Regions from separate parts of the Homo sapiens genome. Here region 2 is linked to region 1. Evidence: chromatin loops called from intact Hi-C (ENCODE). Cell type or tissue: Caco-2. All regions are shown on one strand. Links, peaks and the distances in the headings refer to the core of each region. The heading gives the core; the rest is flanking DNA. Region 1 overlaps SLC38A4 (solute carrier family 38 member 4). Region 2 holds the start of SLC38A4 (solute carrier family 38 member 4).

Region 1 (16,452 bases), core at 4,325-12,324:
TCATAGTGATGACAAGTGTGAACCCAAATACTTTGTATTCAACTCCCGGGTAAGTGAGCGGTCCGGGCTTCTAATGAGTACAGTTATGTGTTTTCTAAGTTTTTATTCAATAAACTGAGATGGCCTGAGATCACCATCTATGTTGGAATGCTAAACACGTGGTGTTGTCTTTGTTTTTCAGACGGCCTATGCAATTCCTATCCTAGTATTTGCTTTTGTATGCCACCCTGAGGTCCTTCCCATCTACAGTGAACTTAAAGAGTAAGGCAGCCATCATTTTAGCATTCTAATTTGCTTTGAAATTCTGCTCATATGTTCAAAGATTCTTTAACAGGAAACACAGTTTATAGCTTCCTCTTCAGAGAAAATATGTACTCCATCCACTCCTCAGTAACATGCTTTAATCAGAAAGGTGGGAATCAGCCCACCACAGCACTACCTTATCTTCTTTCTCTCCTTTCTCTCCACCATAATGGTTCAGGGGAGGGGTTCATGGCAGGTGGACAAGGAGTCGATGGTTGTAATAATTTTGGCAGGTGTTGGGAATTTAAATTTGAATTTTGTTCGGAAGAAACGATGTCAGCTGGACTAGAAATGAAAACACCCATGACGACCAAAACTTATGGTTAGGGGCAGCCTCGATAAGCCAGTGATGTCATTTATAGTCAGCACCTAACCCTTGTCTAGAACACATTCATTACAAGAGATGTGTCAATATCTGTCCTTTGTTGTCTTATTTGTACAATAGAGTCACTGGCTAGAAAATCTTGTTTCTTCCAGCTGATGGTCTATGGTTCATTTGTATTCTTTTCCCTTTGAAGTTGTTGATATTTGCTTGGGAACAAAGGATATGAACTCATTATAGCTGTTTTCCTCTTTCCTTTAAGGGAGGGTATTATATAATAATTCTCAACTTCTTTAATCTAGACATCAGTAACCTCAGTCTTCATTCTCACTAAATAGCAAAACTTTCCCCATAAATTCTGATTTACCTCATAAAAAATTTCAGAACACTTTCAAGTATTTTGATGTCTTTGATTTACTTTGAAAATTACATGTAGCAGTTACTCCAGAAGCCTGACAATTGATCTTTGGCAGCCAGGTTCCTTCTAGAATGGTTTTCAGAAGCTTTTCAGGTAGTCTGGACTCCTGGCAGTAGTACTTTGCTGACTCTACTAGGTTCTTTTCCTCATCTAAAGTCATCTCATTATGAAATGCAAAAGCTTTCTATGTTAGGAGCCTGTTTGATCTTTATGTTAATTATATTCTTATTCAGTGGGCAAGCTTACTGACCTACGTGAAATAGACTGTTCCTCTTCTAGGGAAATGATTGTTTTTAAGACTGAAGGACTAGTGTTTAAGAAAAATGGAAATGAATCCTCATTAGCTCTCTAAGACAAATTTAAATCAGCTATAAGTTTATGTACTAAATATGTCTTCATGATGAGCAATATAGATATACTTTTTTATTATTATTTTCATTTTGAAAAGTGATTTTTTTTTGTAAGTTTAAAAAACAAAGCTTGGTGTTCTTTCTTTTTCCAGTCGGTCCCGGAGAAAAATGCAAACGGTGTCAAATATTTCCATCACGGGGATGCTTGTCATGTACCTGCTTGCCGCCCTCTTTGGTTACCTAACCTTCTATGGTAGGTCACTCTGAAAGTCATTCTCTATATGCAAATCCTTGTTAGGCTGGTCCTTGACCTGGGTAGGTATGATTTTTAAAAATTGCCTTCTATAAGCATGCTCTATAGATGACACATATTCAATTAATATACTATTTTAGTTTTGTCACTTGACCTGAGGAAATGGGGCCTGATTCAGCCTGGCTAACAAGTTACAAGAATTTGTGAATTAACACCTATTTTATAAAAAATATCCCTCAAACAAAATTATTTTCCTCTAGGGATAGATGATATTTCTCTGGCTAGACTCCATAGTCCAACTCAGGCTACAAGTGATGAGAATGAATCCACTTGCATGTGATAAAGCTCCTTTGATGGAATTATTACCTGCCACACAAATAGCAGGGAAACTGCCAGGTCCTCAAGTTTGAATTTGCCTCCTCTTTACCAGTCAAGTCAAATCTGGGAGCTTGGGACTTTAGGTAAAATTTCTGACATATCCCATTCTATTTTGTTATACTAAATGATTTCCTAAGAAAGAGGACATGACAGAATTTCCTTCAATCTAAGAATGCACCACCAAAAAAAAGTGACTATGGCCACATTAGATTATGCCTGCAACATTTCCTCTCTGGCATCTTAACAGTTCACAAAGGGAGTAGGATTGTACTCCTTCCATGAAGTGTGGCCACATAAACAGATTTCATGGAATCACATATTGACCTGGTAGCATATGTTTACATGAATCAGTGTATCAATATAAATATATTTTTGTATAAACCTCCTTTTAAAGTTTTTAACTTAATTTTTTTCTTACTGACTTGGTAAATTGAATTGCATGTATGACAAATTGTGGAGGAAAAGATTCAGGAGTAGGCCACCATTTGCTTAGGTTTTTTTTCTATTTGACTAATATTTGACTATTAACCAAACATGTGCTTTAGATTGGGCATTAACTTTTTGCCGGTTGTGAAATAATGAATGACGAGGTCAATACTACTGAAGGTATTTTCACTCCTTTTTGTCTGATCTTGAGGTGAAAATCCAACTACGCTTGATTCCATAGATATTTTCTTGTTATTTGTGCTTGGAGTCCTGAATGAAGGTGTTTTCAAGTAGGGCTGCATCTTCGTCTTAGAGTAGTACCCACTGGGAGACCATCTAAAAATTATACTAATTTATCCCTGCATGTTACTTATACTTATTTTAATGAGTTTCATAAGACAAGCAAAAACTTGAAAGAGCCCAAAAATATCTGTTTTAGTGTGGTGATGGAGTCATAGTTGTTGAGCTTGAAAAAATGGTAGCAATCATTCATCCTAGAGTTTACACACTGGGTTTGTAACCTGCATCAGGAGTGGCTGCGCAGGTAGGGACAGGGGAGGTGGTAGGCTGGGAGAGACAATATGTGGGGCTTGGGTCTCTCATCCCCTTCAACAAGAGCACCTTGGTCTCTGTCTGATTTGTAATTGCTTCTGTACAGCGGAGATAGATTTATCACAATGTAAATGAGCTTGAGAGGCTCTTTATTTTGTATTATACCTTCTGCAACGTTATCAGCTTCAGGACCTCTTTGTTCATTTGAATGAAGGTTGCATAGCTAATGAGCTCAGAGGCAAGACCAGAGGTGCCTGGATTCCCAGGCCTAGGTCTTTTCCTCTGTTCTGTGTTCTCTCTATAAAATGTTGCCATAAGTGACCTGTGCTGATTTGACAACACCAAGCGGTTTCATTCTCTTTTTCCTGTTGTAGGAGAAGTTGAAGATGAATTACTTCATGCCTACAGCAAAGTGTATACATTAGACATCCCTCTTCTCATGGTTCGCCTGGCAGTCCTTGTGGCAGTAACACTAACTGTGCCCATTGTCCTCTTCCCAGTAAGTACATAAGACTTTGATGAAAGAAACCTACTTGACCCCATAAATTAGTACATGTGTTCTACCTTCATTTTGATTTAATTATAGGGTGAGTTTGCAATTGCAATGCCTGAGGATATTATTTTCCTATAGCATTTTGAGTCACTTAAAATTGGCCATTTAATGTGTAGATAGAGCAAGTAGTTTCAGGTGGTATTTTTATAGTGTAGGAAAAAAATCATAAAACTTATTTTTAAACTCAAAGTTGAAAAGTGGAGCTGGAGCTTCTGTCTTGTGGATTAGTAAAACTGAGTAGGAGTTCATATAACTTTGGAACCTTGAAAGCCAAAACCATATTAACTTTCAAATCTTATTAAATTTCATCACAGTTTTGAAGGCATTTCATTTTTTTTCCAGTTTGTTGTGCTGCAATAATATACAAAAGTTGCCTTTTTTAACCTGATGCCTTGAAGGCTAATGAAAAGGGGATTCATGTTAAGTAAATTATATACCAGAAAAAAATTTTTCAAAAAACAGTTATGCTATCTATCACATATCTCTCTCACACATGGCCTCTGCCAGACTCACACCAGGTCACCCCTCCCTGGCATTTGTCATTGGTGTCAGTTTGTTCTGAGATCCCAGAGCAGAGCTGGTAGTGAAGATTTGGGCTGTGTGAGTTAAAACCACCACCTAAGGATAAACACAGGTCTTCACCCTCCTGCCAGCTCCTGTTTCATAAACACTGAATTTACTCATTCATTTGAGGGGGAAAAAAATAAGTGACACAGTAACCAGCACTGTCCTGGACATAATGTTCCATACAGGGCTTGCATATGAAGACTATTTCTATAATGACACTGTGGTCACTTTAAATGCAGCTTGTGTGCTGAAATATATTTTGGCACATTCCTTTTTCATGAGTGCATGAAATCAGATCCGTACTACTATGGTGGCTAATATTTTACTCTTAAATCATGTCTTGCCTCTAATATATCTGAAAGTATTTCAGATGACATACACATAGCTTTAGCCTAAAATCAGCTCCGTCTTGGGTACAAGACAGAAGACAACTATAAACAGAAGGTATACGATAGGGTAAAATTGCCAGGCAAACAACTTCACTGAGAAAAGGATATCTGGAGCCCTTCTTTTTATGTGTAAAAAAATCACTCACTAAATTTTGGCACAGTGTAAGCATTCACATCATTGTAGAATCAAAGCATAAGAAATCTGTGATGTGCTTCTGTATTGCTTTATTCATATTCATATAGTGTTTTCAAGCCATGGTTTTAAGGGATTGCCAGAATTGGCCATCGTCACACAGACAGCTGGTAACAGTTCAACTAGTGCAGCTCATAGCCCAACACTGAGGGCTGCAATTATTGTCATGGGAAGTAAAAGTCATTTACTGATGAACATTTCACCTCAGCATGGAAAATCCAAATCTCCCCTTAGAAATTCTTACCCTATGTGAGAAATAAAGCACTGATATAAATCTGACCATCAGGAACAGCAATAGTGTGTAAACATTAGATGCCATTAGAACCAAAATTGACCATAAGAACCAGAGTTCAGAAAAATGACTAACTGCTGTCCTTCATTATGTATTTCCACTCAACATTAGCATTTATGAAACATTTTGCACATTATCCTGTCCTCACCCTTGCAATGTTACATTTATATAATCTGTGTAAGTGCTCCACTGCCCCACAGAGTCATAAGTCCCTGGGACTTGGTGATGTGCACAGTGACTGGCACAGAGGGTGAGCTCCGTCGTGCTTGGGAAGAAAAATGGTCTTCAAATGAATCTTGCTTTGTCTTGAAATGTATAAACTGCCTTTTCTAGCAAAAGCATAGACACTCTTTCCCTTGGTGACATGTGCTACGAATTCAGCTGGGTTGAGGATCTGGGCTAAATGAACCAAACCTCCCTATACATGAAGGATACACAGAGAAGGTGACAGAGAGTGGTCACTTCCGTGAGTGGATCTCAATCAAGTCCTCTGAAGCTAAATTCAATTTTTTTTCTTTACTAAAATGATAAAAGTTGTTATTGGCGCTTTTGCTTGTTTATTTCGTATAACTTAGGGCTCAGATTTTCAATGTGTCAAATGCTGACTCACAGCATGGTTCTCCTGACAGTTTATTTCATTTAAGGAACTCTTCACCAGTAAGTTTATTTACTTGCCTTGATATCTCCACACATTAATAATAAAACTAACAAAACCTAATCTGAATTAAAATCTATCAGCTTTAGGCATTATTTTGTGTTCTCCTTCTTTCAACATGGTAACTGGGCTCTCTTTCTTAGGAGCTTGAGAAGATATGACTGGGGTTTGTTTTTCTCTACTTCATTTATTATCTTTCTTTTTTCCAATCAGGTTAGTTTTTTCCTTTTTAGTAAAAGGTGCATAGTAACTGCTTGTAGTATTTGTTGAACAAGTGAATAAATGAAATGAATTAAGGTAGTGTTTTCACTAGCAGCCCAACATTTCTTTCTCTCTTAGTAGTGGGTGGGGTATCAGTTATGGAATGGCACCTCCTTCCAGAGGACTGATCATGTCATTTTCAGCTTATGCTTCCCTTTATGCAGTAAAGTTTCCATATTTCCATAAAGAACAAGAAACCAAATAATCCTAATGGATATATAATGAACACACAGATGAAAATTTCACCTGCCATGCCTTTGAAAAAAGATCCCTAGCTACTTGTATTTCATCTTATAATTAAAATCAGTCTTTTCACTTATGTTGCCTTCAGATCTCCTGTTTTGAAGTGTATATAGATATCAACATAGAAATGCAGCGTATATTGCTATCAACTGCAGTGGAGCAGTGATTCGTAGGTTTTCCAACATCCTTGCCTTAAGCAAACCTGCAAAATCAAAGTGTGAGCTACGTCTAAACAATGGGAGAGGCTTTTTTTTTTTTTTTAAGAGTTAGAACTAAGACTCTCACTTCCTCCTGTGCCTCCACATTTTTGACCTTCACATTGGGCCCCTGCATCAGAATACAGCACCCCCTAACAGGCTCCTGTTCAGGACTCTTTCTCTGGAAATAACAGATGTTGTCTCTAGAGCTGCATAGAACCTTAATGGAATCATTGTGGGTCAGAGGCCCTGGATGGTGCTGGGGACCTCCCTGACCCACAGCATCTGACCCACATTTCCAGGTTCCTAGCGACTTGTGTCAGTAAAGAAAAAGGCACATAGCTAAGTGGAAGAGCAGATGAGGCTTGGTGGGAATCAGCCAGTGGTCTGCCCTAGCAAAGGTAAACAGAACTGCTGGGGGCTTTTGGTCCTAGGCTCACTACTCAGGGAGGCACTTTAACATGGAATGACCAGCAAGTTTCCTTCCTGATCTTTTCCACCACCACCACAAGCCTAGTACCTCCCTCCCTCTTTGCTCTGTTGCTCTCTTCAGGAATGCACTGGAAACCACCTTCAGTTCTGTTTGGAATTTTCCTATTCCTTATTCAGAAAGAGGAAGAAGCTTTTGCATTTACTCCAACCGTTCTACCTATTATTGCCATAAACTTTCTGTGATCTCATATCATTAGGCCAAATGTTAATCTTTCTGGGAGCCAGGAGACTGCTTTCACATTCAGAGGCCCTGGACATATAGGACTGCCTCTAACTCACTCTAACTCAGCTTATTGACTTGAATGCACCTTTTTAACAAGTGACTAAAAAACAAACTGTGACTATTCTCTGAAAATGAGCCTATATCTCATACTTATTTATTCTGTTTAACACTGTGAAACAAATTAAGTCCTCTGGCACTATGTATATACCATAAAAAGCTTATTCGTAAGCCTACTAATTGGACCAGTTTTGACAATATTGAATAAGCACTAATTGCAGATCATAATGTAGAATTATAGGCTGCTGAGGAAAACAATATCACACCATTTGCTTTCCTCAGTTTCCTTTTCAGAATGAGTTTCATAATGTTCACTAATCCAATTTTTAAAATCCTTTACAAAGTTATTCTTAAACTATTTCCAGAGACTATCTGGTTTGTCATTCTAGAAATGAAATTGCCTTTTCAGCCTAAACAGATGGCCTTAATTTTTGGTGGAGTGGTATGAAAGGAATGTCACATGAGAAACTGCAAGCTATTTAGCTTGAATTTTTTGTCATTCATACATGTTTCAAAATATATTTTACATTTTCTCTCTTTTAAATGAGTTCCCATCTCTGCACCTTAAGTGACTTCAGAACTAAAATTTTAAAGTGAACATCAATCACAGCATTTCCAAAAATGTGAACTCCTAGCTTAACCGAAGTATTCACTTATTGGAAAGCTGATAGAGTAATTCCACTAAGTCCAAAAAGTGTCCTCTAAAAGATTCCAAAGATAAGAGTGTTTTCAACTTTGTCAAGCTGTACAAACACAAATGTCACTCCCTCCCTCTGCCCACAGGGATCTTTATCCAGTTACAGCAGCGTAACTTGAGCAGCTGCTGCAAACTGAGGCTCTCTTGACCCTTCGCCTACTTATTTCAGCTGCTAAAATAGGGCTGAAATCTGTCAAGGATCCTGAAGGGAAGGATAAGATTCCTACTATTCAATTTAATTTAAGCTTTTATTCAGTGCCTGCTGTGTGCACAACACTAAGCTAGAAAGTCTGAGGAATGTTTAGATTATTAGGTCCTGTTCCTTGCCTTTCATAGATTTACAATCTATTGATAGGGAGAGCTAAAAAGGAGAGAAAGAGGAAGGAGCAAACACAAAAACGTCAAAATTTTAAAATACCATTTTAAAATTTTATTTTAAAATGTTAAATACCATGCAAAATTAAGGAAAACCTAGATTCATAAAAATTCCTTTCACAATCTTGTGTAAATCAATTCAGTGCTTGCCCTTAATGTCTCATCCAGTCTGATGAGACATGTTTTGTGATCAACAAGGGTTTTACTATGTTTCTTAATTATGTGTCTTGCCTGTTATCTCTTTCTGACCGAGATTATTTTTAACAATAAATTCTGAAAACTAAGAAAGTGAAAGCATAAAATATTGTCTTATAAAATAGGCCAAGGAAAAAATGACACTCCATTTCAAATATCAAAAGTTAGCATCAAGACTGCACAAGATGAATGTACAGTCATGTGTTGCTTACAAATGTGGACATATTCTGAGAAATGCATCTTTAGGCAATTTTGTCATTGTGCAAACACCATAGATTGTACTTGCAGCCTAATTGGTGGAGCCTACTATACACTAAGGCTATATGGCATAGCCTAGTACTCCTAGGCTACAAACCTGTACAGCATGTTACTGTACTGAATAGTGGAGGTACCTGTAACATAATGGTAAGTATTTGTGTCTCCAAACGTAGAAAAGCTACTGTAAAAATACAGTATTACAACCTTAGGGTATCACTGTCTTATATGTGGTCTGTTGTTGACCGAAATGACTATGCTTAATACCACTGAACTGTACACTTAAAAATGGTTAAGATGGTAAATTCTATGTTATGTATGTTTTATAATAATAAAAAAATTGAAAAAAGCATCAACATCTTTTCTGGGAAAAAAGAAAAGGAAAGAAAATGCATTAGAGTGATGAGAATATTTGAAGTAATAGATAAAGTCAAAAACAAAGAAATGATCTTGCCTTTGAACTTTCTTGTTTAAGATTCGTACATCAGTGATCACACTGTTATTTCCCAAACGACCCTTCAGCTGGATACGACATTTCCTGATTGCAGCTGTGCTTATTGCACTTAATAATGTTCTGGTCATCCTTGTGCCAACTATAAAATACATCTTCGGATTCATAGGTGAGTTTCAGAAAGGCTTCAATTTGGTCAACCCAAACTCACGCCTCATTAAATGATGGACAGGGAACCAGTGCTGGGTCATCCAGATCCCCGTTCTTTCTCAGGCTCATGGATTCCCTTTATCCCTGAGAGGCTCTGGTGATTGAGCTGCTCACTGTCTCTTCCTCCTAACTGACATTGGGAGCCACCTTATAGGTCATTTAGTCAAGCTGCTTTTTCTGATAGATGAGGAAACTGACCCCTATAAAAGTCAAGTCATATACCTTGGTGTGGACCCAGGATTTGGACTTAGGTATTAGCTCCACCATCAGGAAAAGAGGAAGATAGATTTTACCTGCCAGAAGCTCTCTGATACTACGAGTATCAGCTGAACATTGAAAGGTATCTTCAGAGGAATAGGAGGTTGATTATATAAAGTGTATTATTAGTATTTCCCCATAACTGCATGGTCTATTAATTTTCATTCTACTCATTGAGGGTTTACTTAAACTTTAAACACAATCTAAAACTTTAAAAGAACCATGGGTAGGTCACTTGCAAAGTAAGAGGTGGATAGGGTGTGTCATGAGTTCAGCCACCTTAGTATGTATTTATATTACTAATCCCCTGTAAATTTGTGTTAAATTCAGCCTTTTGTTGCTTATTATATGTTGCATATACTTATGCAGCTTTGATGTTAGGTACATTTTAATTGTCTCTATAAACATATCTTCTATGAATAAATAACCAAGATGAGCTTATGTGACTTAAGTGTGTGTTTTTAGTGCTAAGTATAGGATAGCTTTATATTTGGTTTATTTAAAGTGTGTGCTGGCATCTCCTTTGCTAGGAACTGCTGGGTAAGACATTGACCTTGCCCTGTGTTTGTCTTCTCAGGGGCTTCTTCTGCCACTATGCTGATTTTTATTCTTCCAGCAGTTTTTTATCTTAAACTTGTCAAGAAAGAAACTTTTAGGTCACCCCAAAAGGTCGGGGTAAGTAAACCTTGCAATTTCCCCCATTATTAGTTGTTCTTCCAACTACTTAGAATAAACTAGAAAATACACATAGTTCAGAAAAATGAATCAATGTACAAGAACCAAAAATCAAAACTGGGCTAGAACTTTCTGGTAGCAGAGAAAGGGGACATATTTCTGAAACTCAAATGATTCTACTTCAAATATCAAATATCCTGTGTTGAGTCTGTCATACATGTCAAATAGTAGTAGCCTTTCCCACAGACACATATGCTTCAGGCAAATAGCAGTGTCCAATACCAAGCTGCTGTTGTGCTATCCGTGGAAAATCATGCAAGAAGGAATTAGGCTCCCTAGCGGTGTTATGGAATAATTTAAATATTTTGGTCATGGTTGTTAGGTTTGCAAAGCCAAAGGAAAGATGTTGCTTTTGTTTTCCCTTCCATAGTACCTGTTGTCCCTGGTGTGGACTAAGATCCAGAACAGAACCATTCATCGTTCTGTTAACCTCTTTAGATACAAAATACAGTCTTATTAAATTAGAGAGTACATATTTCTTTTCCATAAGACTACTATAGAAACAAATGCTAGAAATAATTGTTTTTCCAATAAGGAAATATTATCTTTCACTCCTTAATAAAGTCATGTTAAGGCTTGAAAAGAATATTTCTTACTGAATTACTCTGAATTTTTACCTTGAAGTCATTTACCTTTGGGATGTTCTGGGGACTTCAGGATAATTTGGTATCAAAAGGTCCACCCAGCAGCTTGCTCCCAAATTTTAACTCTATGTAGTCCGTCTTGCTTGGATTTTTACAGCAGTGTGACCTTGGCAAATTACTTGTCCTGTTTGTGACCTATTTTCAGTTTGACCAATTGTGAAATGAGTACAATTATCTCCTAGACCCATTCTAGTGAAAAATGTTTAGTTGCTGCTTTCTTATATGTAGGATTAGGAGGTTTAAGTATGTGATAAAATGTAAGGCCTCTTCTGGTGTTAAAATGCTGAAGTATTTTATATGTAGGTATGTACATATATCCTTATATATGTGTGTGTATATTATATGTATGCACACACACACACACACATATATACACTTTTTGTTGCAACATCTATTAAGCTTTTGGTTTTGTTTGCTTTATAAAATTAGAATCATATCATATATGCTATTCTTTTTTAACCTGCTCTTTTTCACCTAAAAGATTGTAAGCATTCTCTAGATTATTGAATCTTTTTCTGTCCCTTGATTTTTAATAATCACAGGGTATTCCATCATCTTGGTGTACTAAATCAATTAACTATTACTCCATTGTTGAACCTGTAGGTTGTATCTCTCCACTGTATTCCTCTTCTTTCTTCAACTAGGATTCTAAATTGACTGATAGGTTAGGCCTGGGCATCTGAGATATTAAGAATAATATGGCTCAATATATAGATCAGATTGCCATATTATGTAAACAACTAAAAAACAAATTGTACTAAGTATGGTTTCTGTGCTCCTAACAGAGTCTCTCTGAATTACAGGCTTTAATTTTCCTTGTGGTTGGAATATTCTTCATGATTGGAAGCATGGCACTCATTATAATTGACTGGATTTATGATCCTCCAAATTCCAAGCATCACTAACACAAGGAAAAATACTTTCTTTTTCTATTGGAAATGGTTACAAGTTATACTCCAAAAGATATTTGAATTATCTTGATTGGAATGTTATTCATAGGAAATAACAGGAAGATTCCAAAGACGTTTACCAGTAATATCACCAGGCACCTGCAGAAGAGGAAAATCACTGTTTTTGTCAAGGATGGTTGTGTATGTGTTTAAAATAAAACCTGTGGTGCACATTTCTACCCAGGTTTTGCTAGAGCAGTGTGAGATGATGAAGGTGTATTTTTGCTGCTTTACGAGCAGAATAAGGGTAACTGCATGTAACAATCATCAGATAGTACTCTTTCCCCTGCCGTCTCCTCATCCTGCACCCCCTAAAAAAGTACCAAACATTTGCATTCTCAGAACATCAAACAAAAATGCCCTGGTGGCAAAGCTATCACCATTTAATGTCTTCTCTCAGTCTTGCACCAAAGTCTCTGGTCTGTTTACTAACAGAGGCAAAAGGCATGTCTTAGGAACTGTTTCTGTTTCTGTAAGGTACATGAATGGTCAAACACCAGTCTAGAGCATCTTATTGTCAACAGCAAAATAATATTTTGCCCACCCTGTTTGTGACATTGAGTTGTGACTTCTATATTCAATAGATTTTTGTAAATGTTAAAACATCTATATTTAAATGTTAAAACACTAAATATAGAGAGGGGCTTTATTTCAATCATAGAGCAACAACAAAAATAATGCTTATAGCTAAACTGCCTGTTCTAGAAAGCATCTGCTTTTTCATGTTATTCCTAAATCCTCTTGTCATACTTTTGTCATTGAACAATGCTCTCCCTCTCGTCTTCCATCCTCATTCAGAATTTTTAGAAGACCACAATCGTGGAGATACACTACCCAGTATTGTTTGATACATTTTTATTTGATAAACATTCAGTGCAGGAAACTGTGATTTGCTATATGTTTATGTATATAATCTTATTCTGTAGTCATCAGAATGTTAATGTAAGGTACATTTGATTTTTATTTTTTACATGTGTAGTTTTCTTTCTTCACAGTCAAAGCATTTATATTATTGGGGGTGGGGGCAGGGAATTAAGTTGGTGGGCTCGAAAATCCATTCATATGTATCTGTCTACAAATGTCTGGGGATAATTTAAATTTGAAACCTAAGTTATATATAGTTTGGCAATGCTCTTCTTCAATATTTACAATAATAGGATGATCTACAAGAAAATAAGTTTCTTTTTGCAAATTTTTATCATACTAAAGTTGTTCTTTTAATTTAGCATATCTAAAATAGGATTTAGTTCAGTTTAGCTCACACAGGTGTTTGCTGACATTCATTGGCCATTTAATACAGTGTTGAGTGGTTCTCTGTAAAAGTATAAGTGCTAACACTACGAAGAAATGCACACGATCATTCTTGCTCACTTCTATAACAAACTTACATAAAATGGATTTAAAAATTCCTACTCACAGCCTAAAACTTCTGGAGTTCACTACCTTTTTTTCAAATCATAGTAAGATCACTTGTGTATTTTATATTTTAGTAAAGCCAATTATGAAGTACAAGTATCATACACGTACTTTTGAGCTACTATTATTTGAAAAAAATCTGCCAAATAGCATCTTTAGGATATATTTACATTTTCACTCATCTAAAAAGTATACAAAAATAAAAAGTGGAAAAAGGTATCTTCTGAATGTTCAAGAGCATCCTATAGTGCCAAATAATAAAGCACCATTTTTTTCTTCATAACCAGGATTAAAATTCATATATACTGCAGGGCAGACATACATATGATAGCTTGTGCTGATTAATTTAACCCCATTTGTAAACAGATGAAAATTTTATTTTCTTATTTCATTTATAAGATGGCTCAATGTATTGGGAGGCTTCTTTTTTATTACAGAAAGTGTATATTGGTATATAATAAATGAACTTTTCAAATGACTATGATGTGATTTTTGATCTATTGTTAAAGAATGTTGTGTTATTTGTCCATGAAACAAAATTTAAAATCCAAATACTGTCTTTCTTATATTGGTTTATGTTCCATTTTCATTGTTACCTTTGACACATAACTAACATCTATAGCCATCATCCTGAAAATAATTGCCATCTTATTTTGGCAAAATAGATATTTAATCCTAAATTATTATGATGATTATAATTTTGGCATCACATATATACCACCTAGAATGAATGTGGAAGAAATGAGTCTTTTATGGTTAGTTTGAAAGAATCCATTGAAGATAGAAAATGAGAGAATAGAAGAAACCTGAGAATAGTAAAATAAAGAGCAGAGAAAATATGGGGGCAGGGAAAACATGTGAGTGCTAAGGATTGATTATGAATGAACGATTAGGGGGATTGACGGATCACAGGGTAAGTATATGCTTAACTTTATAAGAAACTTCCACATAGTTTTCCACAGTGTTTCTACCATTTTCATTTCCACCCGTACTACCTACAACTTCCACTGACTCCACAGCCCTGCCAACATTTGGTGTTGTCTTTTGCATTTTAGCCTTTCTAGTGGGTCTGAAATGGTAACTCATTGTGATTTTCATTTCTGCTTCTGTGACAACTAATGTTGAAAACTTTTCAAGTGTTTAATGGTCACTCATATATCTTCTTTTGTGAAGTGTGTATTCAAATCTTTTGCCCATTTTTAAAATTTAGGTTATGTGTTTTTATTGGGTATTTGTAGAAGCTCTTTAAATATGGATCCATGTCCAGATTGCCAATATATTTTCCCAGTCTATGGTATGGTTGCTTATTTTCCTAAAGGTGTCTTAATTACATCTTTCTGGGGCCAGGTCACCATAGCTCAAAGTTTTGCAATTTATGTCTTAATGAGATAAAATTAATCAGAGTGGTATAGTCAAAATTAAATGTTTTGATGTCCTGGGCCCATATAGGTAGGACTGGATCATCTAACCAAGATGCAAAAAAAAAAAACAAAAAAACAAAAATAGTACTTGGAAAAACTTATTTTAAATTAAACATCTTTATAAAGGCAAACTAGATCAGCATACATTAAAACTAGCCACAAGGCAAAAACTATACCAAGAAAAAAATGACAGAAATTTTAAAAAGAAGCCTCAGAAGCCTCTTGACATGGTATGGATCTGTGTCCCCACCAAATCTCATGTAGAATTGTAATCTCTAATGTTGGAAGTGGGGCCTGGTGGGAGGTGATTGGATCATGGGGGTGGTTTTGGTTTAACACCATCCCTTTTGGTACTGTCATAGTGAAAGTGAATGAGTGATCTCAAAATCTAGTTGTTTAAAAGTGTGTGGCATTTCCCACTTCTCTTTTCCTTCTGCTCTGGCCTTGTGAAGTGCCAGCTCCCTCTTCACCTTCCACTATGATTGTGAGTTTCCTGAGGCCTCCCCAGAAGCCAAGCAGATGCCAGCATCATAATTCCTGCACAGCCTGCAGAACCATTAACCAATTAAACCTCTTTTCTTTATAAATTATCCAGTCTCTGGTATTTCTTTATAGCAATATGAGAATAAACTAATACAACTCCTATCCTCCAAACTTAAATCCTAAACCTGTAATTTGTTGCACACCTGCCCTTAAAGATTGACTAAAGGAAGTTCTTCAAACACAAAGTAAATGATAAAAGGAGAAATGTTGGAGTATCAGGAAAGAAGAAGAAATGAAGGAAAGATAAGAAATATGGGACATATATAAGACTTTTCTGTTTTTAATGAGTTTTATAAATACATTTTTGATTGAAAAAAACACTGATACTCAAGACAAAGATTTTTTTTTAATGGGGAAGGTAAGGGACCTAAATAGAAGTAATGTGTCTACACTTCATTCAAGGTGGTTAAATGATACCAATAGACTGCAATAAGTCACGTATGTCTAATGTAATATACAAAACAACCACTATAAAAACTATACACAGATATACATTCAACAACACTATAAATCAATTAAGATGAATTTATTTAAGTATTTAAATATTTAAGTAACCCACCAGAAACCAAGAAAAGCAAAGCAGGAACAAGAACCAAAGAAAACAAATAATAAAATGGTTGGCCTAAGCACTAATATATCAATAATTACCTTATAAGCTAGTGGTTTGAATATACCCATCAACAGAGATTGGAGAGTGAATAAAAACCATGACCCAACTATATGCCACTTATAAGAAATTTACTTCTAGTTCAATGACATAGTTGGTTGAAAATAAAAGGATGGAAATAGATATACATACAAAAATTAATAATATAAAGAAGGAGTATCTATATTAATATATGGTAAAACAGGCTTTAGAGAAAATAAAATTACTACAGACAAGAGGTGTCCATTGTTCCTATCATGAACATAAGAATAAAGGGTCAATTAATCAGGAAGAGATAAGCCTAAGTGTGCACACACCAAGCAACAGGCTTCAAAACACATGAAGCAAAAACTGATAGAGTAGAAAGGAGAAGTAGATACATCTGCATTTAGTTGAGGACATCAACACCCACGTTTCAGAAACTAATAGAACTACTAGATAGAAAATTAGCAAAGATATAGAAGATATAAACAACACAATCAACCAAGTTCTAATTGATATATATATAGAACAGTCTGCCAGCAACAGTGGA
Region 2 (16,452 bases), core at 3,666-11,665, 55 kb before region 1:
TTTCTTTCATGCATAAAGTGACGTTTACTGTGAATGACAGGTTTTTCATTTGTACTCCTTCCTCAAATGTTTCTTTTTCTTTATGTAAAGTTCACGTTTGTCACCTCCATACCAGGAGGAAATTTAGTGAGTCATCTACCCTGAACACTCTTTTACAGACTTTAAAATAAAGATCCACATGTACTTCAGCTTATAGGACAGATCCAATAAATGCAACCTTGACTCATGGAAGAAATCTAACCGTCGAAAAATAAACCCACACCAGGATCTTCTCGGTTATCCCGGACCCAGGAAAGAGGGAGCAGGGACCGGGCTTCCAGGCTTCACTCCTGAAGGACAGCTGGACATCTCAGCCCCACCTGGGAGGATGCTTTGGTCTACTTCTCAGGTTGCCGCCTGACGATTGGTGGCTGGCCTGGAAGGGAGGGTCCGCAGGAAACGCGACACTGGGGATGTTGCCCCTATCACATGATGGAAATTTCCACTCTTTAGAAAGGCGAAAAGAAAAGAAAGAAGGGTCTCTCCATCCATCCCTTTCTGATACTTTCCCTGAATCCCAGTCTGGAAAGGGTAGTAAAAGAGGCGGGTGAGTGAATTTTTTTTTGTATTTCCTGTTAGACTTGAGACTTGTCAGTGTCCAAACTTGCAGCTGGATCCCAGCCTATCGGATGGGTGCTTGTGTGTATGCACGGGGGACATCCACACGTGTGTAGCCCGGTCTCTCAATCATCTGGGGCTTATGTCTGGGGCTCTTCATGACATGCTCATAGTTCCTAATTCTTATTATTTTCCAAACATTCACGCTTTGGGTGGGTTATTGCAGGCTAATGATTCGGTTGACTAGAAATAACGTAAACTAGGGCACATGGAGGGAAGAGACTGATTGGGCGGGCTCATGTGTGACTTCTTTTCAAGGAGAAGCGGTTGTGCCAAGGTAGCCTATTCCAGGAGGGCTGGGGTATGGGGCACCTCCGCCTCCCGCACTGGGATTCCCTGGGCTGTTGGATTTCGAGTTGGTTGTATTGGGACTGCGTTCCGTGGCCGCGCCGCCTGCCTGGCTGAGAGGCCCGACTTCCCCCGCGGGAGCTGGCTCCGCGACCGCCCGGGATCCTGCTGGCAAGGTGTTACCCGAGTCCCTGGACCCGCGCCCGCGTCCTCAGGTCGGGGACACTGGGTGGAAGGCTTAAAATAGAACTGTCGTCTCTGATAGCTGGGTCGCCCCAGAGACCAGCATGATTCCCCGGGCGGGGTACTCTGACCTGGGGAGCCCCCAAGGAGTCTCTTTCAAGGGAGAAGGCGAGAGCAGAGCTGGATGTGGGCCCCTGGTCTCTGGGCGGTGGGCGAGTCTGAAAACTGCGCCAGCGGTTCCGAGGGCGGCTTACCGCGCGGTCGGATTGCCCGGCCTGCTGCGCGCTGGAGTGAAGGGCAGGGCGGTGCAGAAATGCGAACGGGGACGGATAGTGGGGTCGCGGCAACCGAGCTAAGAGAAGCCTAGGGAGGAGGGGCAGAAGGCGGGAATTGATTACAGGTTAGAGCTGATGGAGGAAAAATTGAGAGAAGAGCGAATGAAGGAAGAAAGTGAGACGGGGGAGAGGGAACCCGGACCCGGGAAGCCCCGAGAAGCGTAAGCCGGGAGCACCCTTGAGTCCAGGAGAGGTGGCGAGCGCGGCACACCAGCTGTGCGCCCAGGCAGCGCGCGGTGAGGTACTCTTCATCTAGCGGTGGTACAGGTGGACGCTGCGCTCTGGGCCAGGGCAGGTGCCGGTTGTGGGGGAAAACGGCGAATCTCCCAGCTCCTCTTTGTGATCCAGCAGGCAGAGATGGAAGATTGCCCTTACTTTGAGCACCAGGACTGACCCTGGAATGCTCACCGGGCTGCTGACTTGGAGGAAAAGGGGTGAACTAAGTTAGGAAACTCAGGGATACGTGGTCGCGGGTGTGCCAGGGCATTTGCAGAGGAGTGCAGGAGGCAGTGATGCGGGCACTTGTGAAACTTGTGAACTTGAGCACTTGTGAATCTCCCGGCTAGGGCCGGGACAGGTTGGCGCTTGTCTATTTCTCAGAGTAAAAGCTGCATCTCTACCTGTCTCAGGGAGATATTAAATGCCGAGGTCTTAAATGCACAGTGTGAAGGTAGTAGGAGTGGCTCTAGAGCAATAAGCCCATCCTGGCAGGCACTTCCCGCAGACTCTCCCTAGCCCAGAGCCCCATCCTCCAAGGCTAAAGGACCCACTGCTTGGTTATCCACTTAGTTGTGCGGACGGGGGCGGGTGGGCAGGCAGTTTCTCACCTTAAAGGAAGCGGAAAGAGGCCAGAGCTTCAACAGTGGATGGCCTGTTCCCGATTTCTAGCTATCCTACAGCCATCCTTTTTTGCTTCTGGGTAGCTGTGACATAATCATTAGGGCTAAAATGTGTTATGTTGTAAAGAGAGCATCCTACACATAGATCTCAATTTCCAGGGCCTAGCAGGGGGTGGGAGAAATCAGCCTATGTTGTATTTTGTTGTTGTTCCCACTACAAGCAAGTCTCCTAAAAAGTCGCTGAAATTGGTGAACTCTTTCCTGTGCAACACAAGAAGAGTGTGTGTGTGTGTGTGTGTGTGTGTGTGTGTGAGAGAGAGAGAGAGAATTTCTTAAATTCTAACAAATAAATCTATAGAAAATCTAAGTTTTGGGTAGAAGTCTGTAAAAATAGAGACATTGAAAAGAATATCTGATCTTTCCATATTTCTGAATACCAGTGTCCAGAGAAAGGAAACTTTTTATCAGGCTGATTTTATCACAAAGCAACAAAAGGCTGGAAGATTGGTGGTGTAAAGAGATAAATAACTTTTTTTGGAGGCTGCTGGGACAGGAGGCAAGCTGGAGGCTGGTCTGAACTAGATTAATGGTAATTCCGGCTCACACATATGTAGGAACTTTTACATTATATGTTTCTAAGTACTTCCTTTATGTTAACATTTGACCTTCATAACAAACTTATGAGATAGATTCTATTATTATACCCATTTTATAGATCAGAAAATGGAGATACACAGTGTGAAGAACACAAAATATTTTGGAAGTTCTACTTGGGCATTAATTGTTCATAAACGTAAATGAACAATTCTTTGTTCTTTATCAAGGGCAGAGCTGGACAGGTGACTTCTAAGGACCTGGGGCTGACTTCTTATTCTATTACAGACTAATCCTATTCCAAGCAAGCTAAAGACATGATCACGCAGCTGGACTCTCTGAATCTTTGCAGTCTTAGGACTGGACTTTTTTCTATATAAGTGACATTTGAGAAAGGAATAGTGTACCTGTGTTCCATGTCAGTTTATCAGCACAAACGTGGTGAGGACAATCACAGTACACTTAACAGCTTGTGGACTTCGTGATGTACACATAACAGCTTGTGGACGTTGTTTTTTTCTTTTTGCCTTATCCTATTTTTAGAACCTTAACCCTCCTTTTTTTTTTTTTTACTTTTTACATATCCAAAGCAAATATTTCTATAAAAATCAAAGGCTGTTATATATTTTATATACATCAAAACAATAATATATCAAAATGATTACACAGTTTTAAAAAATGTGCTTCCACCTATCAATTGAAATCATCTTGCAAGCCACTACTGCCCTGATGATGTTCTGCAGGAAGGATAAGAGGTAGAAGTAGGGGAGGGACAAGTGAAAGGAAAGGTGCTTTAAGAGCCAGTCTTTATACTAAGCCCTTTAATGTGAATCTCATTTAATCTTCACATGATACTCTATTCTATAGGTATTTGTTATCTCTGTTTTACAGACAGGAAATTGAAGAGGTTAAGGAAAGAGCCAAGAGTCACAAAGCTAGTAAGTAACAATGCTGATATTAGAATAAAATTCATCCTATGCAAAAGCTCCTGCTTGTTGCAATAAAGACAGCAGTAAAATAAAGACAACCAGAGGGAGGAGAACAAAAACTTAAGGAAACAAGGGTGTTAGAAATGTGTTACATAACACAGTATGGTGTGAGAGATAGGAGAAATGGAAAAACAGAATCACTTTCATGTCTCTTAGTTCTTTCTTCCACTGTGTATATAATGACCTAATTTCACTCATTCATTCCATAAATAATTATCAAGTGTTACTATCTTCAAAGAACTATATTAGGGAGTTTCTTTTATTCCTATCTTCCTAGCACCTAGCACAGTGCTGGGCAAATACCAGGTGCTCAAGAAATATTTGTGGAACAATGAATGAGTCTACTGGAGGAAAGAATAGATAAGGAAACATTTGCAATACAGCATGATTAAAAACCAGGGAAAAGGCTGGGCACCGTGGCTCATGCCTGTAATCCCAGCTCTTTGGGAGGCTGAGGAGAGTGGATCACCTGAGGTCAGGAGTTCCAGACCAGCCTGACCAATATGGTGAAACACCATCTCTACTAAAAATTACAAAAATTAGCTGGATGTGGTGACGTGCGCCTGTAGTCCCAGATACTCGAGAGGCTAAGGCAGGAGAATTGCTTGAACCCAGGAGGCAGAGGTTGCAGTGAGCCAAGATCATGCCACTGCACTCCAGCCTGGGCGACGGAGCGAGACTCCATCTCAAACAAACAACCAACCAACAAAACAAACAAAAATAAAAATAAAAAAAAGGAAAAATCAGATTTGAATACTCTACCAGAGAACCTGGCTTAGGAAAGGGGTCAGAGAACATTTCAAGACCAGGTGGTACCTGAGCAAGGTTTTGAAGTAGAAATAAAAGTTAGCCAGGCAAAGAATTGGAGGATGTGAGGAAAGGACTCTCAGTGGAGAGACCAGACTGAGAAAGGATAAGGAGGGAGTCAGTTCAGGAATTTAAGAGTTCAGTACTCTTAGTCAGTAGAGAATGCTTGGGAGGAGGCTGGGGAGGGAGGTGTGGTCAGGGAGATCCTTGCACATTCTCTCTGCAAGTGTCCCTTAGCTCTGCCCCTCCCCTGAATTTTGAAAGTTACCTGTGCTAACAGAACAAAGTAACTGAACATAGGAATTAGCAATACATTTTATTATTTTATTATGGCCCCATAATAGAAAGCATACAGCTTTTTTGATTGCTTTTAATGTTAGGATTTAAAACCAGTGCTCAAATGGAAAGATAAGACAACAAAGTCTTATCTTTCCATTTGAGGGAAAACCAAATTATTTTTCTGGTTCTCAAGGGCATATTCTATTTTAGCATAGATAAAATTTACACAAACATACAACAAAATCCAAACAAATGTTCTTCTATGCTTTTATGAGGGGAGAGGTGGAGGGGATTTCTCTTCTGATTTTAGTTTTTAATGGCTATATTTTTCATTTTAGTATATTATAGCAGAGTCAGGAAGTACAAATGTATTTTTAAAAGGTGATGTAGGGAATTGAATGACAGTAACAAATGCTATCCTTTTATCTTTTTAGTAGATGTTTATGCCAGTCAAGATCCTGGGTTTTCATAACAGACTTTGACAACTTTTGTTTTGTAAGGATCTATTATTCCAGGTTTTTATTCCAAGCTCAGAGGTCTGCATACCTCTTTACCATATCCATGCTTGTAAAATACTCTTGGTCATAATGTTATTAGGAAGGGAATTCAATTACTTCTACCACCCAAAGCATTATTTGAAATGTTAGCAAATGTCCATACGAAATGTTTTTCGATAGCGTGATTTCCTCTATCATAACTAAAACAAAGGAAAAAGGAGAGGAGATGGAAAAAAGAACTAAATAATACTCATGCCAGACAGTCCAGCCCAGAGAATGTCATTCCCTGTATATGATTATTTCTTGTTGGCTATTTCTGCCTATTGTTCCCAATAAATCTAATGTGTATTCATGATTAAAATGACTATTATCTCAGTTCCCTTGTTTCCCCTCAATTTTGTCTCTTTTGTTCACTACTGTCACCCTGATGCCTAACACAGTGCCTGGTATAAACAGACACTGGTACATGTTTGTTGAATGAATGAAGGAAGAAAGAAAACATGTTTCTTTCTGTTTTTTGACAGAAAATATTCTTCAAATAAACATTTTTTTCATGGACCTACTAAAGGCCTTTGCAAAATGATTTTGTGCATTGTTTATAGTCAATACAAATACTTTTAAATTGTTTACTTAATTTGCATGATTGCACATGATTAAGAGTATAAGCTTGGTAGGCAAGGTAATGTGGATATGAATCCTAATGCCATCATAAAGTTGGGCTTCCTGGGCTCAGATCTTGACTCTACCATCCAACTTCCTGGGTTCCAATTTTGGCTCTCCCACTTTTTGCCTGAGTTACCTTGAGCAAGTCAGTCCACTTTATTGCTTCACTCATCTCTGAAATGGGGAAAATAATAGTTCCAACCTCACAGGGATTTTAGGAGGATCAAATTAGTGAATATTTGTAAAACATTTAGAATCATATCTGGCACTTTTTAAAACAACAGCTATGGTATAGAATTATTGTGATGATGATACTGCATGGCACGTAAACACTCAATAAAATAGGATTGCTACTATAGATATTATCGCAATTCTTCATTTCTATAATCTGCTATGAAGATTTGGGGCCCTAACAGCCTTTCCATGTTTTGGTCCAGTGAAAGTCTTATTGTTTCTACCTTCCCTTTCACTCGTAACTCTTTCTACCCACCCTGTGTTTGTCCTGTCATTTTGCCTTGCGTCATTTATTCATTTTACACTGCATACTCCTAAGGGCAGGGACTTTGCTCTTTGTTTTGGCATAATTTAATAACACTGGGTACACTCGCGGTACTATAAAGATGTTGAAGAAAAAGAAAAAAGACGCAATTTACCAACAGGCAACTTTGGCTTACGGCGGGATAGGTCGCTGTTCTGTCTGCAATGTTGGTACTCCTGCAGGCCGCCCAGCAGCATCTAGGGGCGTGGCTGGGGGCTCTCCAGTGACCGCACGTCCTGGGCGGCCACTGGGGTGTGCGCAGCGCCTGGAGCATGAGCCGGGTGGTGGCGTGCACGGAGGATCGCGGGAGGCTGCCGCCTCGGGACACCCCACTCACACAGGTTTGCTTGCTGCTTTTGCGTGGCAACTTGGTTAGAGGGTCCAGGAGAGTGGGTGAGACGAACGTGGAAGGGGAAAGAGAAAAAGACATACTGCAAAGCACTGAAAAACGAGGTGGGTGGGAGGGATTCATTAAGAAGAGAGGCTGTGGCAGTCCTTGCTTTTAAGAAGCGTTTCGTGCATGCTAGATAGTGCTATTCAGGCTATAGTCTTGTTTCTGGAATTTTTCCAAATGGGAGGAATGTGTTTCAAGGATGCAGAGTATTCTTTAAAACCGTATGACCAAACTGACCTCTATTGTTAAAGGGATCTAACTAAAAGGGTTCGTGTTTCCCACTTTGCTTTGTGAATGCCTGAAAAGCAATCCAAAGGTTGAGAACACTGGAAAACAGAGCTATTTTATTGCAGTCCTGAGAATGCAGTCATTACTGTTTTATTCCTTCTTATCTTTTGAAGCAATACTTTAGTAATTCTTTAGTAACAGTATGCTTTAAAGAAGGTATCTGACACATTTTTGGCATGTGCCACTATGCTATATTTCATTATTCTTTCTGTACAGAGGCATCTGTAAGGAATATATATATATATATAAACTTTGTATATTAAAGTAATTATAAATTTGCATCCAGTTGCACAGAGAGGCCACCTAAACCTTTCACCTGGTTTCCTCCAGGGGTTACATCTGACACACTTTAGTACAATATTAAACCCAGGAAGCTGACATTTAAACTTCGTATATTAAAGTAATTATAGGTTCGCATCCAGTTGCACAGAGAGGCCACCTAAACCTTTCACCTGGTTTCCTCCAGTGGTTACACCTGACACACTTTAGTACAATATTAAACCCAGGAAGCTGACATTTAAACTTTGTATATTAAAGTAATTATATATTTGCATCCAGTTGCACAGAGAGGCCACCTAAACCTTTCACCTGGTTTCCTCCAGTGGTTACATCTGACACACTTTAGTATAATATTAAACCCAGGAAGCTGACATTGGAATAATGTGTGTATAGTTTCTATGCCATTTTGCCACATGTGTAGATTTGTGCAATCTGACCCACTATAGGCCTGTCAAGATGCAGAACTTCCACCTGTATCTTGCATAAGATCTCCCTTGTTCCACCTCTTTATCATTATCTCCACCTGCTCCTCGCTACCCCGGCAACCACTTGTTTTCCATCTCTATATTTTCATCGTTCTGAAACTATTATATAAATGGAATCATACTGCATGTGATCTTTTTGAGACTGAGTTTTTTTCTTTTTACACTCAACTTGATGCTCTTGAGATCCATGCAAGTTATTGAGTAGATGGATAGTTTGGTCGTTTTTCATGCTAAGTAGCATTCCAGTTGTTTGACTCTATCTAGTGCTGCACATTTTCCTTTGCTTTTTAAATCAGTGAAACTTGGAACTTCAGTGGGATTAAGGAGGTACTTGAGGGCACTTGAAGAGGTGAAAAGTGTGAGGACGAAATGTGAATATTTTTATTTTCAAAATGACATTTGTTTGTGTTAGGGCAAAAGGATGTATACACTCCATCTTCATTTAAAACACTGGAGGATTGGAAAGGAGAAAAGGAACAGGACAGAAAAAAAGTATGTACTTAGACAATAAGGTATAAAATCTAGTACCTTTTAAAATTTTTACATTGGTACAGTAATCTGTTACTTTACCTTAGTTAAGACATTTCAGAGTTCTTGAAATGAATCAAAACAATGCCTCTGCAATCGGAAGTTCCCTGCCTATCTATGCTCAGACACATACTGCCAACTGAGGGACAGTGGCATGGCTGGAAATGACAGTGAGTAGCTATTGGGTTTGACAGGGGTCACCCAGAGCCCAAAACAGCATCTTTAGCCCAAGGGCAACTATCAAGGGCAGATGTTCAGGTTCAGAGACTGTCAGTGTTACACTACTTTCACCTCCACCTCATCTGCTGCTGGGAGGAGGTCTCCCAGAGGTCCCTTCAAATCAGGTTTTAAAATGAAATGTTATTCTTTATCTGCATGCTCACAAGCATGAGAAACCTTGAAACTGGAGGCTGTAACTAGCCAAGGGAAATGCATCACTTCTGAATAGTACCTGGAAGGCTTAGGCTAAATCCCTCCCTTCAGCCCGTACCCATTGAAGAATTCCTCCCACCTCCAAAGAGAGAAGAGAACAAAATATCCACTACTATCTGAAAGCATTTGTAAATATCCCGTTGAGGTTTCGGAATTTCACATTCTGGAATTTCAGAGACATATTGTCAATTCACAGAACGAAACAGTCAGTCTGGAGCCCTGACTAGACTTGAGTTTAACTGAATGCATTGCCCTGAGTCTCTGTTTTAATGATTTCTGTTACCAGAAAAATATTCCTTGTCCTAAATCTTGGGAAAGGATGGAGTGTAGCTGGCAATGGTGGTTCCAAAGTCTCAACATGAAGAAACATCACAGCTAAAATAATTTATAACTCTTTTTATAGGTAGATCTGCTTTTCTGAGTCTTTTGAAATGGAATAGAATCATTTGTGCTGTCTTTATAATGTATTTTATTTTAAGTAAACATTAGATATCTCACATTGCTTTGCAGGCTGTTCTTCTGGGTCATATCTCCTGTGTGTGTGGGCAGGGCAGATAATTTAATCCTATAAACTTGAGGGAATGAACACTTCTCTGTAAGTCACGAGACCAAACAAAAGACCCACTGAATTTTGCATACCGCTCTTATACTGTTTACTTATTTGACTAATGATGACAGTCATTAGGAAGGTGTGATAAGAAATGTAAATATATTGACTATGATGCTCAACATTGCAGGCATTGTTTTTTACAGGGTGATGGGAGGGTTGTTTTCTGATTTTTTAAAGCTTTTTCTTTGAAGGGAAGTAATGCAGTTTTTGAAAGAAAAGTAAAATAGAAATGCCTTATGTGCATTGTATAATTACTTTTAAACTATATGTTAAACTGTGTATGTTGCATAATTACTTTAAAACTATTTCATAATATTATCATGGTACCCACATTGAAGAATTAAACCAAATATAATGCTTTCCATTATTCTTTATACCAAAATTCCTTAAAGTTTAAACTTCTTAATCTGGTAGTCAAGATCAACCTCAGCCAAACTCTATACAAACATTCTATTTTAGCTGAAGTAGACTCTTGTTTGTTGTTTCCAAGGTCAAACTTCTGATCCCATGTCCCCTGCCTGGAATCCACTCTTCTGTCTCTGAAGTCACACCATTCTTCCTATACAAAACCTACTCTATTTGCCTCAGCTCTCCAGTTCATTTCCACGTGTCTTGGAGACAGGGATCCTATCTTTTGAATCATGTTCAACATAAAGTAGGTGCCCAGTGGTGATGGACTGTCTTAGGAGCTGGGCTCAGAAGTTAGACAGTGGGTTGTGAGTTTTGGCTCAGCTATCATGCCAGGACCTTATTAGCTTTGGTCTTTGAGTAAGTTGTCTCTCAACCCTAATTGCTGTCATAAGAAGGGGTAGGGTCCCTTTATGCCTATCAACTAGGAAGACAGAATCTCCAGTTACCCACCCACTGAGACAGAAACAAATAGAAGGAGTCTTCCCATCTTAGGTCTCATAAAAATATGTATGTTTGGCACAGATTTTATTTTTGGTAAGAGATTCTAGCTTTATTCTATTCCTGTGACTGTATCTTAAATAATTACCCTTTGTTAAGTGATTGGAACCCTATGTGTACGTGTGTGTCAAAATAACACCCTCCCAAAGATGTCAAAAAAGCGAATTAAGGGGTGTGGTGCATACATGCACATTTCATATGCATACATTTCATGATCTTACATGTAGAAGAATCCTAAAGACCCCACAATAAACTCTTGAATCTAGTAAGCAAATTCAGTAAAGTTGCAGGATACAAAATCAACATACAAAATCAGTTAGATTTCTATATGTTGACAATGAACTATTCTGTCAGGAAATTAACAAAACAATCACGTTTATAGTAACATTCCTAAGGAATGAACGTAATTAAAGAGGTAAAAGTCCTATGTACTGAAAACTATAAAAGGTAAATGAAAGAAATTAAAGCAGAAAATAAATGGGAACACATCTTGGGTTAATGGAATGGAAGACTTAACATCGTTAAAATGCCCATACTATCCACAGTGAGCTACAAATTCGATGCTGTCCTCATCAAAATCCCAATGGCATTTTTTACAGAAATAGGAAAAATAATCATAAAATTTATATGGAACCATGAAAGACTCAAAATAGCCAAAGTGATTTTATTAAAGAACAAAGCTGGAGCCATCATACTTCCTGATTTCAAAATATATTACAAAGCTATAGTAACTGAAAAAATATGGTACCAAAAAACAAACAAGACAACAAAAGCTGTATGGTATTGGCATAAAGAGAGTGATAGATCAATAGAATGGCATAGAGAGCCCAGAAGTAAGCCCACACATATATGGCCAACTGATCTTCAACAAGGGTCCCAAGAACACACAATAGGGAAAACATAGCCTCTTCAACAAATGGTGTTGGGAAAACTGTATATCCACATGCAAAAGAATGAAATTGGACCTTTATCTTACATCATAAACAACAAAAAACTAAAAATGGATTAAAAACTTGAATGTAAGACTTGAAACTGTAAAACTCCTAGGATAAAACATAGGGAAAAACTTTTTAACATTGGTCTTAGCAGTGATTTATTGGATATGACACCAAAAGCACAGGCAAAAAAGCAAAAATAGACACGCAGTACTACATCAAACTAAAAGGCTTCTGCACAGCGAAGGAAATAATCAATAGAATGAAAAGGCAACCTGCGGAATGGGAGAAAGTATTTGCAAACCATGTATCTGATGAAATTAATATCCAAAATATATAAGGAACACCTACATAACAAATAACATGATTTAAAAAAGGATCGAAGGACTTGAATAGACATTTATTCAAAAAGACATACGAATGGCCAACAGGTATATGAAAAGATGCTCAACATCAGTAATCATCAGGACATGCAAATTAAAATCACAATGAAATATCACCACACACACATTAGGACGGCTATTATCAAAAACACAAAAGATAACAAATGTTAGCAAACATATGGAGAAAAGGGAACACTTGTACACTGTTGGTGCGGATATAAATTAGTACAGGCAATATGGAAAACAGTATGGAGGTTCCTAAAAAATGAAAAATAGAACTACTATATGATCCTACAATCCCACTTTCTGGGTATATATCCAAAAGAATTGAAATCAAAATCTCAGAGCGATACCTGCACTCCTATGTTCATTGCTGCGCTATTCACAATAGCCAAGTTATGGAAACAACCCAAATGTCCATGGACAGATGAATAGATAAAGAAAACGTGGTATATACATAAAATGAAATATTACCCAGCCTTGATAAAGAAAGAAATCCTGCTATTTGTGACAACATGGATGAACCTGGAGAACAATATGCTAAGTGAAATAAGCCAGTCACAGAAGGACAAATCCTGCATGACTCCAATTATATGAAGTAGCTAGAGTAGTCAAACTCAGAAGCAGAGAATAGAATGGTGGTTACCAGGGGCTGGAAGAAGTGGGGAATGGAGAGTTGCTCTTAAATTGGCATAAAGTTTTAATTATGCAAGATGAGTTAGTTCTAGAGATCTGCTGTATAGCATAATGCCTATCGTTAGGCACGAAAGTGTTGTTAATAGGGTAGATTTCATGTTAAGTGTTCTTATCTCAAACAAAACTAAACAAAAGGACACAAAGAAACTTTTGAAGGTGATGGATATATCTATTACATTGACCATGGTGACAGTTTCACAAGTGTATAGACATGTCCAATCTCATCGTTGTATACATTAAGTATGTATAATTTGTTTTATATCAGTCATACCTCAATAAAGCTGTTAAAACAACACAGTGAGGCCCACTTTAAAATCAAAATTTTGTTGCACATAATTTAACTTTTCAATGTTTCAGAGTGCCTCGGAGTCATCATTATAAATTTCATCTATAATGGCACAACTCAAGAGTGCTAGTTAATTAATACTTCTGGTTGACTGAAAGAATTTGTAGTATCTTCTTTCAAACTTTCGAGGGAACTATCAAGAAAACTATGTGTAGTAGTTCCAAACTAGGAAATTTAAACAAATCTTTTCAATTGGGAAATTTTTCAACATTCCCAAGTACAGAGAATAGTGTAATGAATCTCCAGCTTCACTTGGTTTCAACAATAATCAATACTTGTCTGTTGTAGTTTATCTATACTCACATCTTTTCTCCTCTGCTACCCCACCACAATCATTACTAAATTATTTCCAAGACGATCTAAGTCATCATATAATCTGATCCATGAATGATCACTATGTATCTCAAAAAGAAAAGAACTCTTTAAGAATAACTAAAATATCATCACATCTTAAATATAACCAACATTTATTTTCTTATTTTAATTTTTAATTGGTATTTAATAATTGGTACAGAATGATATATTGATACATATATATAATGTGTAATGATCAAATCTGGGTAATTAGCATATTCATCAAACCAACATTTTCTTAATATTATCAATTATTCATGCAGTGTTCATTTATTTCTCATATTCTCTCTCTCTCTCTCCCCCTCCCTCCCCTTAGTTAGTTTGAATCAGAATCCAAACAGGGTTCTCACTCTCATTGGTTGATAAGTCTTTTAAGTCTCTTTCAGTCCTCAGAGTTAATAACTTCTCATGTCTTTTTTCCACATCTTACGTTTTATTTGATGATGAAATCTAGTTGTCTTACAGAATTACCCATATTCTGAATTGTGTTGATTTACATGACTTTTAAAATGTCATTCTCAAACTCCAAAATTCTGCCTTCTTCAATCTAACCCTCATAAAATTGATTCCCTTTTTTTTAAATTGCAAATTGTCATTTCTTCTTCTGTTGCCCTGAGGATCCTCCAGGCTATATGTTGCCTAATTTTGATCAATTCCACTTTAATACCCATGATTTACCTAACATTTCTTCCTGAAAGAACTCAGCCTGTCTGAAGTGTCCTTTCAATCAGGTTTCAAAATGTACTGGTCTACTCACCCAGAGGCACTTGCTCAACTTTCTGTAAGATTGCAAGATATAACCAGTAAACACTAAGTGTTGTTTTGATTTTTAAAATTGTCCCACATGGCTACATTTTAAAAGTATTTTTCTATTACTGATATACATAGAAATATTTATTATGCAATTATGTATCTGGGATTTACCTTAAAATAATGGGAGAGGGGGCACAGTGGTTTAGATGTAATGATTGGCCACAGTTGATATTGGATAATGCCAGCTGAGGGTTCCTTATATTATTCCATCTACTTATGTTTAAATTTAAATTTTTTCATAATAAAGAAGTAAAAATGAGTTGTACTATATTACCAAAACTAAGTAATCAGACCTTTCACTTTGGGGTCTAGATTATAACACTTTTGCCAAGGATCATGAAAAATCATGTTTAAGGAACAATTTACTTGCTTTTCTCATTCTGCAAATCTGATTTAGCTAAAATAATCAGCATATAAATAATATTTAAATAAAATAGGGAACTGGTTTGGGATGAATGAAAATATGACTCATATAAAGGTGGTTCATAGGTTTTGTCTAAGCTGCTTCTCTTAAGACTCTAGTGTGGCAGAACTCACTGACATGCCCCTGTAACCTACCAATAGTTTACAGAATACTCCCAGAAGATGAGTGACAGCAAGACACAAACCATTGGATTATCTCATAACAAACAAATGCTAGCATGGATTATGAAGGTCACACTTACATGTTCTCCCTACTACAATGACAGATGAACATGCAGGTCTTATTTTCCCAAGATGAAAGTCAAAAGCAAACTTTTACAAAAACCTGTCATCTTCTCACTTTTGTATTATTTCTCTTTATTCTATTCAACTCTTGAAAAAATAAGCAAATTTAACACTTTATGTTTACTCAATTCACCTATACTAGAAAATATTTTTAAAGAACATATAACCTTTATTAATAATAATTTTCTATTACTTTATTAGTATATCTAAGTAATTTTACTAATAGGAATTAATTTTAACTGCAGTCAGCTATGCAAAAATCATAGTATGAATTTGCTTCAATGTATCTTTTAGGAAGTTGCATGAATTTAACATCATATATGCAAATCCCAGTCAGTCTGATTAAGAATAATTAAGAGAAAAAGAGTAAGACCCAGGGGCTCACTGATAGAAAGGGAATATAAATGGAAGCACAGTGAGAGGAGATCCTTTTGTCCAAAGGCTTAGAAGACATAAGAGGCTCCTGGGGCTTCAGGTAAGGCCTTAGAACTGGGTTTTGGTTTCAGGGGAGGGAGCAACAATAAGTGCAAGAAGGGTTGGCAATTTGTACCTTGTGATATCGTTTTCGTGCACCAGGTTAAAAACCTCTGCTTTGAGAGGCAGAGGAACAAGCTTGAGAAATATCTACTCATCTAGACCTAGTAGGTCAATTAAAGTTATCAGAAGTTTCTCCCTGTCAAGCATCTAGTGAGTCCTGTTCCTGAACCAACACTGGGAGTTAGCAAGCAGGAGACAATTCCTCTAATCCATAAAATCAAAAAGGCATTGGATGTCTTGATAGAAAAAGGCCAAACATTTCCTCTGGTATGTGTTTATCTACAACAAAGTCGTATGAGTTTGCTGTTGTTGGAACTCTTGTACAGAACCACTCTAGAAACTTTTTTAGTGAGCAAAAGGTGGGAACTCAAAATTTAATTGTATTTATTATTGCCACTTAAAACTATGTAAAAATATCATTGGTGATTTTTTTTTACTTTTATTTGTGTGAAAATGTTTTACAGATATACACAAGCCTGGCCCCAACTGCATAAACCATATCTTCCCCTTAAGCTATTAAGCTACTCTACCTGAAATTTTCCGGTCATGGACTTTTCAGGAATTTGATTCCCTCAACTGGGTAAGAGGTTATTCTATGCCAAGATCTCCCAATACCTCTGAGCTGTTACTTCCTACATAGTTACTTTCTGAATTTTTCATCAGAATTGAAATTAAAAGCCCATTTGGTGCCCCTTTGTAATTCTCTCAGTAAGACTAATATATATGCATATATTTCTGAGTTTCTACCATTATAAATATTTTGTTTTGCAAAAAAATTTAGAAAACCGTTCAGTAGCCATGTGAATACATTTTTTATTACTCCTTTATTCTCCACTAGAATTAACTGAGCAAAAATAAATGAGTGCACACCTTCTAAATAGGGAAAATGGGGAAACAGTCAAGTGTGGTAGGCTTCAAATTCCCTATAAGGTTTAGGCCACCAAATATGCTGATTGAGGCCGAAAGAAGGCCTAATCAGCTGCCCGTATTTTTATTTCTATAGAAGTTGAAGCAACGTTTTATGCATATACTTTAGAAATAGGTATAGAATGTTTTTTGTCTGTTTTTTAAAGTTTTTTGAGGTTC

Evidence for each region. A loop is a pair of places that touch in the nucleus more often than their neighbours do. Peaks named below come from ENCODE experiments on the same cell type or tissue, not always from the same donor. Only the 100,000 strongest peaks of a DNase experiment are listed, where the experiment ranks them.
Region 2: it touches region 1 in a loop (4-fold over the local background); 3 of 110 quality-filtered maps call a loop at or near these places.

The regions. Positions count from the first base shown.
Region 1 is chr12:46,762,098-46,778,549 of GRCh38, reverse strand. It overlaps SLC38A4 (solute carrier family 38 member 4), which reads left to right. Exons shown (of 17, transcript NM_018018.5): 11 at 1-49; 12 at 182-261; 13 at 1,546-1,646; 14 at 3,377-3,501; 15 at 9,122-9,266; 16 at 10,143-10,240; 17 at 11,748-13,789. The coding sequence ends at 11,849. Among named protein-coding and RNA genes, the nearest start is that of SLC38A4, 56 kb to the left of the region's middle. In Caco-2, for the core only: no CTCF peak of the experiment used is centred there; a DNase peak (open chromatin) is centred at 7,929.
Region 2 is chr12:46,816,461-46,832,912 of GRCh38, reverse strand. SLC38A4 (solute carrier family 38 member 4) reads left to right here and starts at 6,916. Exons shown (of 17, transcript NM_018018.5): 1 at 6,916-7,010. RefSeq lists enhancers at 573-1,381, 6,340-6,897, 6,898-7,456. In Caco-2, for the core only: no CTCF peak of the experiment used is centred there; a DNase peak (open chromatin) is centred at 6,892; H3K4me3 peaks cover 891 bases.